Linked DNA regions of Homo sapiens: region 2 is linked to region 1. The links are chromatin contacts, found by Hi-C or POLR2A ChIA-PET in ENCODE. All regions are on one chromosome and are shown on one strand. The core of a region is the stretch at or near the end of the contact, and the rest is flanking DNA. Distances in the headings are between cores, read along the strand shown. Region 1 overlaps PRDM16 (PR/SET domain 16). Region 2 overlaps PRDM16 (PR/SET domain 16).

What was found. Hi-C counts contacts between places; a loop is a spot of excess contacts on that map. ChIA-PET counts read pairs that join two places held with the same protein, here RNA polymerase II (POLR2A).
Region 2: a map of endothelial cell of hepatic sinusoid shows a loop between it and region 1 (6-fold over the local background). The contact joins two enhancer-like sites. A Hi-C loop is called at or near these places in 1 of 168 maps with a recorded cell type or tissue (endothelial cell of hepatic sinusoid). POLR2A ChIA-PET finds 5 or more read pairs at or near these places in 1 of 52 experiments (HepG2).

What each region holds. Positions count from the first base shown.
Region 1 is chr1:3,259,421-3,264,985 of GRCh38, reverse strand. The region is part of intron 3 of PRDM16 (PR/SET domain 16); the gene reads right to left. Among named protein-coding and RNA genes, the nearest start is that of MIR4251, 130 kb to the right of the region's middle. Within about 2 kb of position 3,196, at least 2 of the 41 ENCODE cell types and tissues checked have a DNase peak (open chromatin) inside an H3K27ac peak, as active enhancers do.
Region 2 is chr1:3,331,147-3,336,711 of GRCh38, reverse strand. The region is part of intron 3 of PRDM16 (PR/SET domain 16); the gene reads right to left. Among named protein-coding and RNA genes, the nearest start is that of ARHGEF16, 120 kb to the left of the region's middle. Within about 2 kb of position 2,216, at least 6 of the 41 ENCODE cell types and tissues checked have a DNase peak (open chromatin) inside an H3K27ac peak, as active enhancers do.

The DNA.
Region 1 (5,565 bases), core at 1,947-4,446:
CTCCTCTGATATCCACCGCCTCCATTTCCATCTCCACTGCCCAGTCCCTTGCCCTGGGCTTCTGGGCTTCCCATCCCTGCCAATGAGCCCATCCCCACTGTCCTTGGACCCTATTTCCATAGCCTGATCCTTCTCCTTCTGAGATGTCCCAAATATGTCTGTTTGTTATCTTCTGTTCCATCCTTGTCCAAGCCCCTCTGCCCTTGGCTGTCTGCAGCCCCCTCCTGTCAGCACCCCAGGGACTCACGCACATGGGACCTGCAAGCCCCCTCCACGCCCCTCCCCTGCCTCCCTCCTGGCCTGGGGTCCTCAGATGCCCCTCCACGCCCCTCCCCTTTCCTCCCCTCCTGGCCCGGGGTCCTCGGGTGCCCATCTACACCCCTCCCCTTTCCGCTCCTCCTGGCCCGGGGTCCTCAGATGTCCCTCCATGCCCCTCCCCTGCCTCCCTCCTGGCCCGGGGTTCTCAGATGCCCCTCTGCGCCTCTCCCCTTTCCTCTCCTCCTGGCCTAGGGTCCTCGGATGCTCCTCTATGCCTCTCCCCTTTCCTCTCCTCCTGGCCTAGGGTCCTCGGATGCTCCTCTATGCCTCTCCCCTTTCCTCCCCTCCTGGCCCAGGGTCCTCGGATGCCCCTCCACACCCCTCCCCTGCCTCCCTTCTGGCCCGGGGTCCTTGGATATGCTGCTCCCTCCACCTGGAAGGCTCAGCTCTGCTCCATATCCTGCTCCGGCTCAGCCTCATGGACTCCCTTAAGGCCCCTCCGCAGAGAGGCCCCAGGTCACACAGCGCCCCATTTTCGGACTCCATAGCACCTGTTATTGTAACTGCTCGTGTCATTGCTATTTCTCTGCTTTTTATTCGCTTCTTCCAGGGGATGGTGGGCTCTGGGGAAGGGCCTGACTGTTCACAGCCTTGGCCTTGGAAACCTATGCTCCCTAAGCTTGTGGAAGATGGCCAGGAGTCTGCTCAGCTGCACAGTAGCTTTGGGCAAAGTCCTGCCCCTCCCTGAGCCCTGGAACCCTCGGATGAAGTGGGGGTCACAGAGAGGGCGAGTGCCCGTACAGGAGGCTCCAAGAGGCGTCGACTGAAGGAAGGACCCAGCAACCACAGAAACAAAGGAGTGAGTGAATGGTGCCGCCATACCCCCACCTGCGCCACCTGCCCAGGGGTCGCTTTTCTAATGGGTGGCAAAGGCTTCTCCTGGCTTCACGTTCCAACTATTAGATGAGACACCTCCTTTGGTATCCATCTTGCCGTCCAGGCAGCCTCCCTGGAGTTGTGGTCAGGGCTGTGAGGGCCTGGAGGAGCCCAGTCAGGTCTGGCATCTGCAGGGCAGCATGGGCAGGAGCCAGCAGAGAGCTGTGGCCCGGACATATGGGCCGTGTGCCTTGGGGAAAGTTCCCCATGGGATGGAAGAGCTCAGGGACTCTGGCAGCCTGTGCCACTGTTGGCTGCATTCAGGCTGGGCTCTTCTGGGATCTCTGTGAGTGCGATCCCAGTGAGTGGCCACCAGGACAGATGCCCAGGGACCACTAGACAGGGTTAGGCCCCCCAGGGTTCCCACCACCAACAGGTGGTCTCATCTAGAGCAGGCCTGCGGGGGGCCCCACGGGAGAGCGGCACGCTCTGTCTACTTGGGATGGCCCCAGAATTCTGGTCTACCCCTCATATTTCTGCACCTGGGGGTGAGGCCTTTGACAAAGCCGGGCGGGGCGGGGAGAGCCTTAGACACAGTGTCCCGGCCCTCAGCCTCAGCTCACCGTGTTCTCAGGCCAGGCTTTCCCATCCCCGGGCACTCAGAGCAACTGAGGACAGAAATGGAAGAGGCTGCTGGTGCCTGAGACCCGTGCGGGGTGGGAGGGGCCGCCAGGCAGGCTGCAGGGTCTGTGGAGCCCCTGGGGTACACACTGAGCCATCACCAACCAGAGGCTGCATGCCCAGAGGAGCTGGTGCCCCTGCGATGCCTCATCCGCCGGGGCACCTCCATCTGAAACAGACCCTCTCTATGGCCCTGCCGGAGGCACAATCACTCACTCTCAAGGATCCAGTGCTTGGCTGTCACCTGCACCTCCCAGCACCGTCGCGGCAGCACACCGCAGGTGTCCTCCCTGGGACCCCATGCGCGCACACCCTCGTGTTGTCTGTGTGTTGTCATTACTGCACCCCGCACCTCCCAGCACCATCGTGGCAGCACCCCGCAGGTGTCGTCCCTGGGACCCCATGCTCGCACACCCTCATGTTTTCTGTGTGTTGTCATTACTGCTGTCATCGTCACTGAACTGCCTCCCCCACTAAAGAGCACATGTGTGTCCTGTGGGATTTTTCTCTGTGGGTTCTTTTCAAGCTGCACCCCTTCCCCAAAACCCCTCAGCAAGGACCCCATCCCTCCAACTTCATCATCTGGTTTTGAGGAGAGGAGTGGCCAGGAATAGCCTGCAACCAGGAGGAGATGGGGGACACAGAGGGAGGGGCTCTGGCCAACCACGCCTCCCGCCAAGGGTGACACTGTGGATCCCAGGCTCTTGAATGAAGCCGGTTCCTTGGGGGCCCCAGGGCAAGACTCCTGCTCGGTCTGGTTGAATTTTTCCCGCTGGCTGGCTTTGCCTTCAGATGGACTCCTGGTGACTCACAAGTGTGGGGCTGTCCCTCAGATTCCCATGTTACCAGAATAATGTGGAGTCCCTGGGGGAAGGAGGGAGCCCTTGGTCTTCAGAGTCCAGGGACGCAACTGGGTCACAAATGCACGTTAATGGATCAAACAGGAGCCTCATGTCTGTGCTTAGCACACAGAGCCAGAGCACCTGGGTTCAATGCCCCTCACTGCTGTGTGATCTTCGGCAGATTACCGAACCTCTCTGTGCCCAATTTCTTCACCTGTAGAATGGGTACTACTTGCTAAAAGCACAAGTGCCTGAGGGCGCATTAGTCAAATAAACAAGCCGACTGATTTTTCAGTCCTTCCCTCTGAAAGTACCTGTACTGGAAGCTTCCATTCAGCTCCAAGGGCAGCAGAGCAGGTGGCTTAGAAAAGGAAAGGAGACAGGGTGGGGGGTAGGATGACAGCTCTTTCCTTTCTCTTCCTATTGCCTCATGGCCCATGGGACCAGGAGCTGCACAGGCTGCAGGCCAGACAACCTGTCAACTGAGCAAACCTGGTCCCTGGGGCACGTTTCTGAACGGAGCCAGGATGGAGGGTGGGGACCAGGACGGAGGGCGGGGCAGGCTGAACGCCAGTTCTTTCAGGAGGCAGGCTGCCCTGACACAGGAGGAGTGGAGGAGGTCCCTGGGGGTCTGGCTCCAGGGGTATCTGGGCAGGTCTCCCCCAGGAACCCAGTTAGGTGGGTCTGGTGTGTGCGTGGGCTGGTGGGCAATGCCGTGTGTACAGGTCATCTACCCGGCCCCCTGGGTTCAATGCCTGTGCTCCAGGGCCTGTTTGCCGGAGAGGGTGAAAGGGACTCTCGCCACTGTGTAAATAGACTTTGCAAAGGCCTCAGCTTTCTCACCCCGTCTCCAGCTCTCCAAACCCACACTATGAATTGGCGGCTTATCAGAAGCCCCGTCTGGCAGCTAAAAGATGTTTCCATGCATTGTGAGGCTGCATGGAAACCAAGTCATCTCGCCCCAAGGACAAAGGAACTCAAGTGTTTGAAATGCAAAAATATTTTGACCCGACTACCTCATTTTTCAAAGGAAAAAAGTAATTCGCGGCTCACAATTCACTTGCTATCTCGCAGGAAGTCCTGTATTTCTTATTCACTCCCCAAGGCCCGCTTCTCTGTGTGAGAGGTCACCTAAGAGGACCAGGGCGTGAGGGACATTCAAGAGTTTTCTTTCTGCCTCTTCCTGTTTTTTTTTTTTTTTCTTGTTAATGCCTCATGTTTGTGAAGGACTCTCCTGAGCACTGTTCCATGCCTTATCTCCCGGGGTCCTCCCTAGCCCAGGAACTTGAGTGGGGAACAGAGTGTCTACCCTCTGTTGCCAAGGCAGAAAACAAGGCCCTGAGAGGTTAAGTGACTTGTCCCAGGTCACGCTGGTTGATGATGGAGCCAGAACTGAAGCTTCTGGGGTCTTCTGGTCCCTTGATGTCTGCCCTTTCCTGGGCTCTTTGGTTCTCCCATGTAATGACTGTGTCTAGATGGGACCTTGAGGCTCATCATCATCATCGTCATCATCAATGGTATCATCATCACTATCATTGCCATCATCATCATCTCCCTCATCACCTAAATCATCATCTTCCTCATCATCACCACCATCACCATCACCGTCATCACCCCACCACCATCACCATCATCAACACCATCATAATCAAAGCTATGATCATCATTTCCTTCATCATTAACATAATCACTACCACCATGGTCACCATCATCTTCATCTTCATTATCAACCTCATCACCAGCATCATCACACAAATCTTGATCTCACTCTGAGTCTCAAGCATGTGCCAGGTGCTATTTTAAGTTTGCTTTACACACCACAACTTGTATAGTCACCACCATAACTCTGAGGCAAAAGTTATTATTTCCACTTTACAGACGAAGAAATTAAGGTGTCAGTAGGATAAAGGAGTTTTCTTACAGAGCCCTTTGCCTTCCAGGAATTTCTTTTCACCACCAAGTCTCCCAGGCCCACAGAAAGTGCTTGTGGACAGACCCTCATGGGGGCTCGGAAGCAGCTCAGAAGAGGCTTAGCAGAGAGGCAGCCTGTGGGGTTAGAGCTGAGTAAAACCCCAAAGGCCTGTGGAGCTGTCCTTGGGGCCTGGCCCCCCAGAACCACAGGAATCCAGACAATCAGGAGTGCTCCCTGCTAGGCCAGGGTGTGGGTAGTTGCTTGGGTTCACACAACTAAAGCTGTTTGAAAAGCAAAGAGTTTCTTTTTGAGAGTGGGGTTTCAGAAGGTGGTCTCTGAGGGGTACACCGCAGGGGAGATGCAAGTCTTCCCTGGAGTTGTATGGGGAGGTGGGAAGGGTGTGTGATGCTGGAAAACCAGGGGCCCAAAGAAGTGCAGGGGGCTTGGAGGATACTATGGGGAGAGTTTGAGGGCCACAGCTTAGTAATGGAAGATCCTGGGTGCCCTGTAAGGAAGCCTGGATGAGGGACACACAGACGGCACCTGCTGCACTAACGAGGGAGGGACAGCTGGGACCAGACCTGACCATGGAGAGGGGAGGCATATCCCAGGCCCAGTGGAGAGGCGCATCCCAGGCCCACGGAGGTGGCTCACGCAGAAGTCCCTTGCTTGGGGCTGGTTGTGGGGACCACACTCTTTCCAACCTCAGAAACCTGGACAGCCCAGAGCATGCGGGGCTGCAGGCTACGCTGCAAAACACTTCACTGGGTCCCCTCTTGCCCCAGCCTCCTGTTCACTAGTTGGTCTGGGTTTCAGGGCTTTCTTGGGGGGGCCTGATTTGCCGCTTACTGCCTATGTGGCCTTGGGTGGTGAGTTTACCTGCTTGAATGCAGTTTTCTCATGATTATGTGGAGGGGAAGAAAGGCAGCTGCCTCACAGGGCTGCTGTGTGGCCCCCAGAACTCACCAGTTGTGCCCTAAGATCATCCCTTGGCGA
Region 2 (5,565 bases), core at 967-3,466, 73 kb before region 1:
ATGCATGTGCTCACAGATTCACAAAAACACATATGTGTGTGAATGTGCACACATACACACACTCACTCCAACACACATGTGCATGCATGCACTCACAGACTCACACCAACACAGATGTGCATGCATGCACTCAGACTCACACCAACACACATGTGCATGCATGCACTCACACACAGATTCACACCAACATACAAGTGCATGAATACGCTCAGTCTCACACCAACACACATGTGTATGTATGTGCACACACACAGGCTCACTCCAACACACATGTGCATGCAAACACACATGCACAGACACACCAACACACATGTGCATGCATTTGCTTACAAATATGCACACACACCCCTCCACATGCACACACACATGTGCATGTACACACATGTGCATGTACACAAACAGCCACAGACACACACGTGCTCATACACAGAGATAAACATGCCTACACCTACACACAGACTCCAACATACATATATACGCACGTGCACACATGCGCACATAAGATACACACACCGATACATATGCATGTCCCCCGCTATCTTGGCAGGTCAGTAAGCCTGAATGCAGGGGCTGGGCCTAGCAGTCAGACCCCACACCCTCTCTCCCTTCATCTTCACTGTTCTCAGGCACAGCTGTGGAGATTGGGGTTCTGCACATCAGCGTCAGCGATACTCTGGGCAGGCTGTCGAGACGTCACAGCCTCCTCTGTGGGGCTGCCTGACAGATCCACGACTGACTTCAGGGAGCGGAGTTCACAGTAAGGAGGTTCTGAGGACCAGAGAGAGCGAGCAGGGCTGGGCTGGTCATGGAGACCAGTCTGAGCTCTCCCACACTTCAGTGCAGGAGCATGGGGCACTTGGCCCCCGGGCCTCCTGTGAACCTGGGCAGAGGTGGCTGGGGTGCCAGGGGAGGTGTGGGCAGCTGGGCTCTGTGGACTCCTGAGTCCTCCTTGCCCCTGCCAGGCCAGCACCTTCCACCAGGATGCCAGAAAGAACGGGGAAGAAGGCTGGATTTTGAAAGAAGTAGGTGTTTTTCTTTGGAAAGTTTATTTGCAGATTTATGTCCAAGGGTGTGTGTGTGTGTGTGTGTGTGTGTGTGTGTGTGTGTGTTTTAACCTCAGCCAAAGGTTAGATTTCAGATATCCTCCAATGCTCTGTTTGAAGCCTTGTTTGTTTGTTTGGATTGGCCAGTCAAAAGTTAAAAGAAATAAACTCTGCTCCCTTTAGAATCCTGTTGAGCACGCTTTCGGACATGCGACGTGCTAACGCGACCGGGCTAAGGACGTGTTCTCTACGGACGCCCTGAGGGGAGGAACTGTTCCCCATCCTCCAAGGGCTTCCATGTCCTGCTATTTCCAGGCCGGCCCCAGCCCTCAGTCAATAACGTTCTTTCATTCACTTTCCCAAGCGGAAGGCTGTGAAAAGTCTCCTTTGAAGTGCCTTCCTCGGTGTGGTGATCTGGCTTCCCTTTGCACCCAGACACCAGCTCCCCAAACACGCTTCCTCTCAGGCCTCAGAGCAGGACGCTGGGGCTGTGCAGGGCAGCTGGAATTCGCACGCTGGGCTCCTTCCAGGCAGGGACAGGGGCCTTGAAGCGAGTTCTCTCAGGGCGCCCACCCTCCTGAAGCCACAGGGGGGAACCTGGTCTCCCTGCCACCCCGTCCTCTCTGGCTGTGCCCTTGACATGGCGGGGCTGGCGCTGGGGACTCTGGCTCTGAGCCTATGGGGTCATGTTGCTGCTGTTCGTACAGGCACATCCTATGGGGTTGGACGCGTGGATGGCCCTCCGCGGAAGGCGCAGGCCATTGCTGATCCTAGTTGGCGACCTCAGGGGCCTTGTTTCCTCATCTATAAAGTGGATTAAAAATGCCTGCAGTGCAGGATGGCTGTTGGAGTGAAATGAGCTGAGTGAGGGTGAGTGTTCGTTTGCTCTGTTCCCGGCGAGCACTTGGCGATGATGATTGATGGGCAGAGCTGAGATCCGTGAGAAGGACGTGGGTGAACCTGGAGGTGGTGGAGGCCACAGTGGTGGCTTTGTGGAGCAGAGCCCCGTGGTCTCTAGGAAGCCCTGGGCTGGGCTGGTCTCCTCCACTGGGCACAGCCTCTGCAAGGCAGGCATTGTGGCCATTGTAGGTGTCAAGGGCTGGTTCCCTGTCCCGCTTTCCTCCCCACAAGAGGAGTTGATGGCGGCCAGCCAGGAACCTCAGAGACCCTGTGGGAGCCAGAATTTGAGGACCTGGTCCTCAGCCATGCTTCACTTCAGAAATGACCCTAGTGACATCTGGGGCTCTCTTCAGAGAATGTGGGGGGGTGGGTTATGGGCATACTCATTGGCCTCGCCATCTCCCCCTGGCCTTTGTGCCCTTCCTGATGGAAGTCCCTGACGTGGTGGGACCTGTGGCAACCCCTACATCCAACCCCGGCAATCCCTGGCTGGGCTGGGCCAGGCTGCAGTTCATCGTCTGGAAGCTTCTGTGCCTGCTCTGTCTTCCCTCTTTCCTGAAAGCTCAAGGCCTGGTAAACACTCGTCCTCGGGGTTTGGGTTATTTTGTGAGCCTGTCTCCGTTTGGCAGCTGAGGAAGCAGCTGCCCAGGGAATCACAGGCTGTGCCCTGGCTCACGCTGCTGGTAAATAAATCCTGTGCCAGGTCAGCTGCACTTTACGTGTGTTATGCCGTTTTGCATTACTTCAAAGAAACACCTGAGGCTGGGTAAAGAAAAGAGGTTTCATTGGCTCGTGGTCCTGCAGGCTGTATAAGCATGGCACCAGCATCAGCTCAGCTCAGGGGAGGCCTCAGGGAGCTTTTACTCATGGCAGAAGGGGAGGGGAGCCTGCGTGTGACATGTGATAGAGTGGGCAAGAGGGAGAGGCTGGGGAGGTCCTAGACTCTTTTAAAGCAGATCTCGCATGAGCTAACCGAGGGGGGACTCACTCATCACCAAGGGGATGGAGCCAAACCTTCCATGATCCATGATCTACTCGCCTCCTGCCAAGCTCCACCTCCAAAATCAGGCATCACACTTCAACATGAGATTTGGAGGGGACGCACATCCAAACCCCACCACCACATCTGTGACCTTAGCCGCGATGGCTCTTGGCCAAGAGAAGGTTCTAGATGCCTTCGGAGGAAGGCTTTTTGGAGGAGAGACGTCTGTGCTCATCAAAGGGGCAGATCTTTCCTCCCTCACCGTGCTGCTCTAGGTCTGAAGCCCCTTTTCCTGCATCTCCACATGAGCTGGAAAGCTAGGGCACGTTTTGGAGTCCGGTTTCCAGACTCCTAGGGTCAGATGCAGCCCCAAGATTCTGAGATCCTGCAGCCAGGCCAAAGCACTGGCCCTGCTCAGCCTCCCCGTTGTGGGAAGTGGCCCCTTCTCCAGCACACAAGGCCCTGTGCTTTCTGAGCCAGACCCCTGCCACGCCAAGGGGGTCTCTGCTACTCCTGCCTCCTCTGCTCCAGCCTCCTTCACCCCCACGAGGGCCTCCCTGTGTCTGATGCAGAGGGACAGGCACCCACCTCTCCAGGACACCTGGCTCTCCTCCCCACCACCTTGCTGCCTGGACTCTGCCACTGTAAGCTGAGGAGTAAGGCCGTGTGACCTGCAATCCCACGCCTAGATATAGACCCAAGAGAGCTGAAAGCAGTGTTCAGACAAAAACAGGCACACTCATGTTCATAGCAGCACTGTCCAAAATCGCCAAGAGGTGGAAAGAACTCATGTCCACCAGCAGAGGAGTCTGCAGCAGAATATTAGCCAAGAAAAGGAGTGAGGCACTGGCCCACGCTACAGTGAGGAAGAACCTTGAACACAGATGCGTAGTGAGAGAAGCCAGGCACCAAAGGACACAGATCATAGAATTCCATGGAGAGGACAAATCCAGAGGCCGAACAGGGATGGGTCAGCAGTTGCCAGGGCCTGGGGGGATGGGCGGAGGAGAATGAGTGCTGCTGGGGTGCAGTCAGGGCCTGGGGGGACGGGCGGTGGGGAGTGAGTGCTGCTGGGGCGCAGTTTCTCCTGGGGTGGTGAAAGCCTCTCGGAAGTCGGCAGAAGTGGTGTTTGCACAACAATGCAGATGTGCTAAATGTCACCGAATGACACGCCTTAAAATGGTTAAAATTAGAAATTTATCTTATATGTATTTTGCCACAATAAAAAAAAAATCAACCCTTGAAGCATAAGACCGATCTAGAATGGAAAAAAACAACAGCCCATAAAGCCCCCAAAACAAAATAAACCAAACCGAACCGAGGGGGGGCCAGGCCACGCCCCCCCACCGCTCCCTAGCCGCCCCACGGCCTCCCCCAGCCCCGAGCCCCCCACTGCCCACACCACCCCGACATTAGAGGCCTGGGGATTACTCGCCTAATCCAGCTCCCGCTGTAACAACAGGGCTGCCTAATTGAAACGTATGAGAAACAATTAAGAGTAATTGGAATCAATTAATAGATGATTTTCTCGGAAGCGAGTACACAGCGCGTGGCAGAATCTCATTACCACTTCCCAGTGCACGCACCTCCCATATCAGGCCAGCCTGGAAAGAGGTGAGCGCATTGTCAGGAAAGTGGGAGATGCGGAGCCTGAAAATGGGGCTGAAGGCCATGGCAGGAGGGTCGGGGGCTTGGCCAGACAGAGGTGGGGGACCCACGGGTGCTTCGGAGCAGGGAGCCTGGCAGGGTGGGACCTCCAAGCCCGTCCCCTGTTCAGGAATGCACACCCAGTCCCAGGGCCAGAGTCTATGTTTTAGGGGCATGATAGAGCCACTGCCTGGGCAGAGAGGTGACCCTCCCTCATCCTGAGAGGTGGAGATGTCTGTGTCATGAGCCCGGAGTCCCTGAGGCCCCCCGGGGCTGTGTGCAGATCTGGCCACAGACGGGGCCGGGCCACAGCTCACAGCCATTCCACCCGAGCGGGGAGCCTACTAACAAGGGGTTGCTTAACCCACAGCAGAGCCACGGTGAGCCCAGGACGCAGCCCAGGAGCCCTGGGTCCGGGTGCCAGGCAACGGGGAGGAAGGCTGTTCTCTGCCCATTCCCACAGAAGGGGCTGTCAGCGGCCCTGGGCACCAGGATTCCTCTGGGCAGCAAATTAGAGGATTTGGACGAATGTGTTTCCTTTCCGGGATCTGGCTCCTTGAAGAACGAGGCTCAGAGAAGTCCCTCCTGGCAGCCCCCGTCCCATGTGTGTCCCTTTGTAGTAGTTACTCAGCCTGGAAGTGGAGCCTGGGCTATTCGCTCATCTGTTCATTCATTCATTCATTCATTCAACAAACGTGCTTTGAACCCCTCTGTACCTGGGGTCCTGATCTGGGGGATTCCCTGGTGGGCTGTGTTCTCTGCAGAGAGGGTCCATTCATCAATGGACTCGGGGATGAAGGGGGTTGCTAGGAATGCCCCCCACCTCCAAGTGTGCCGGGGGGGGGCTGCCTTTCTCCAGACTCCCAGTATGCGCCCCCCCCAGGCTGGCAGGGGGAAGGGGCAGTGGAGAAGTTGCGCAGCTTCCCCCCTGCAATCCACAGGTGATCAAAGCCCACCCAAGTGCTGGAGGTATGGAGGCCAGGGCAGAGGAAG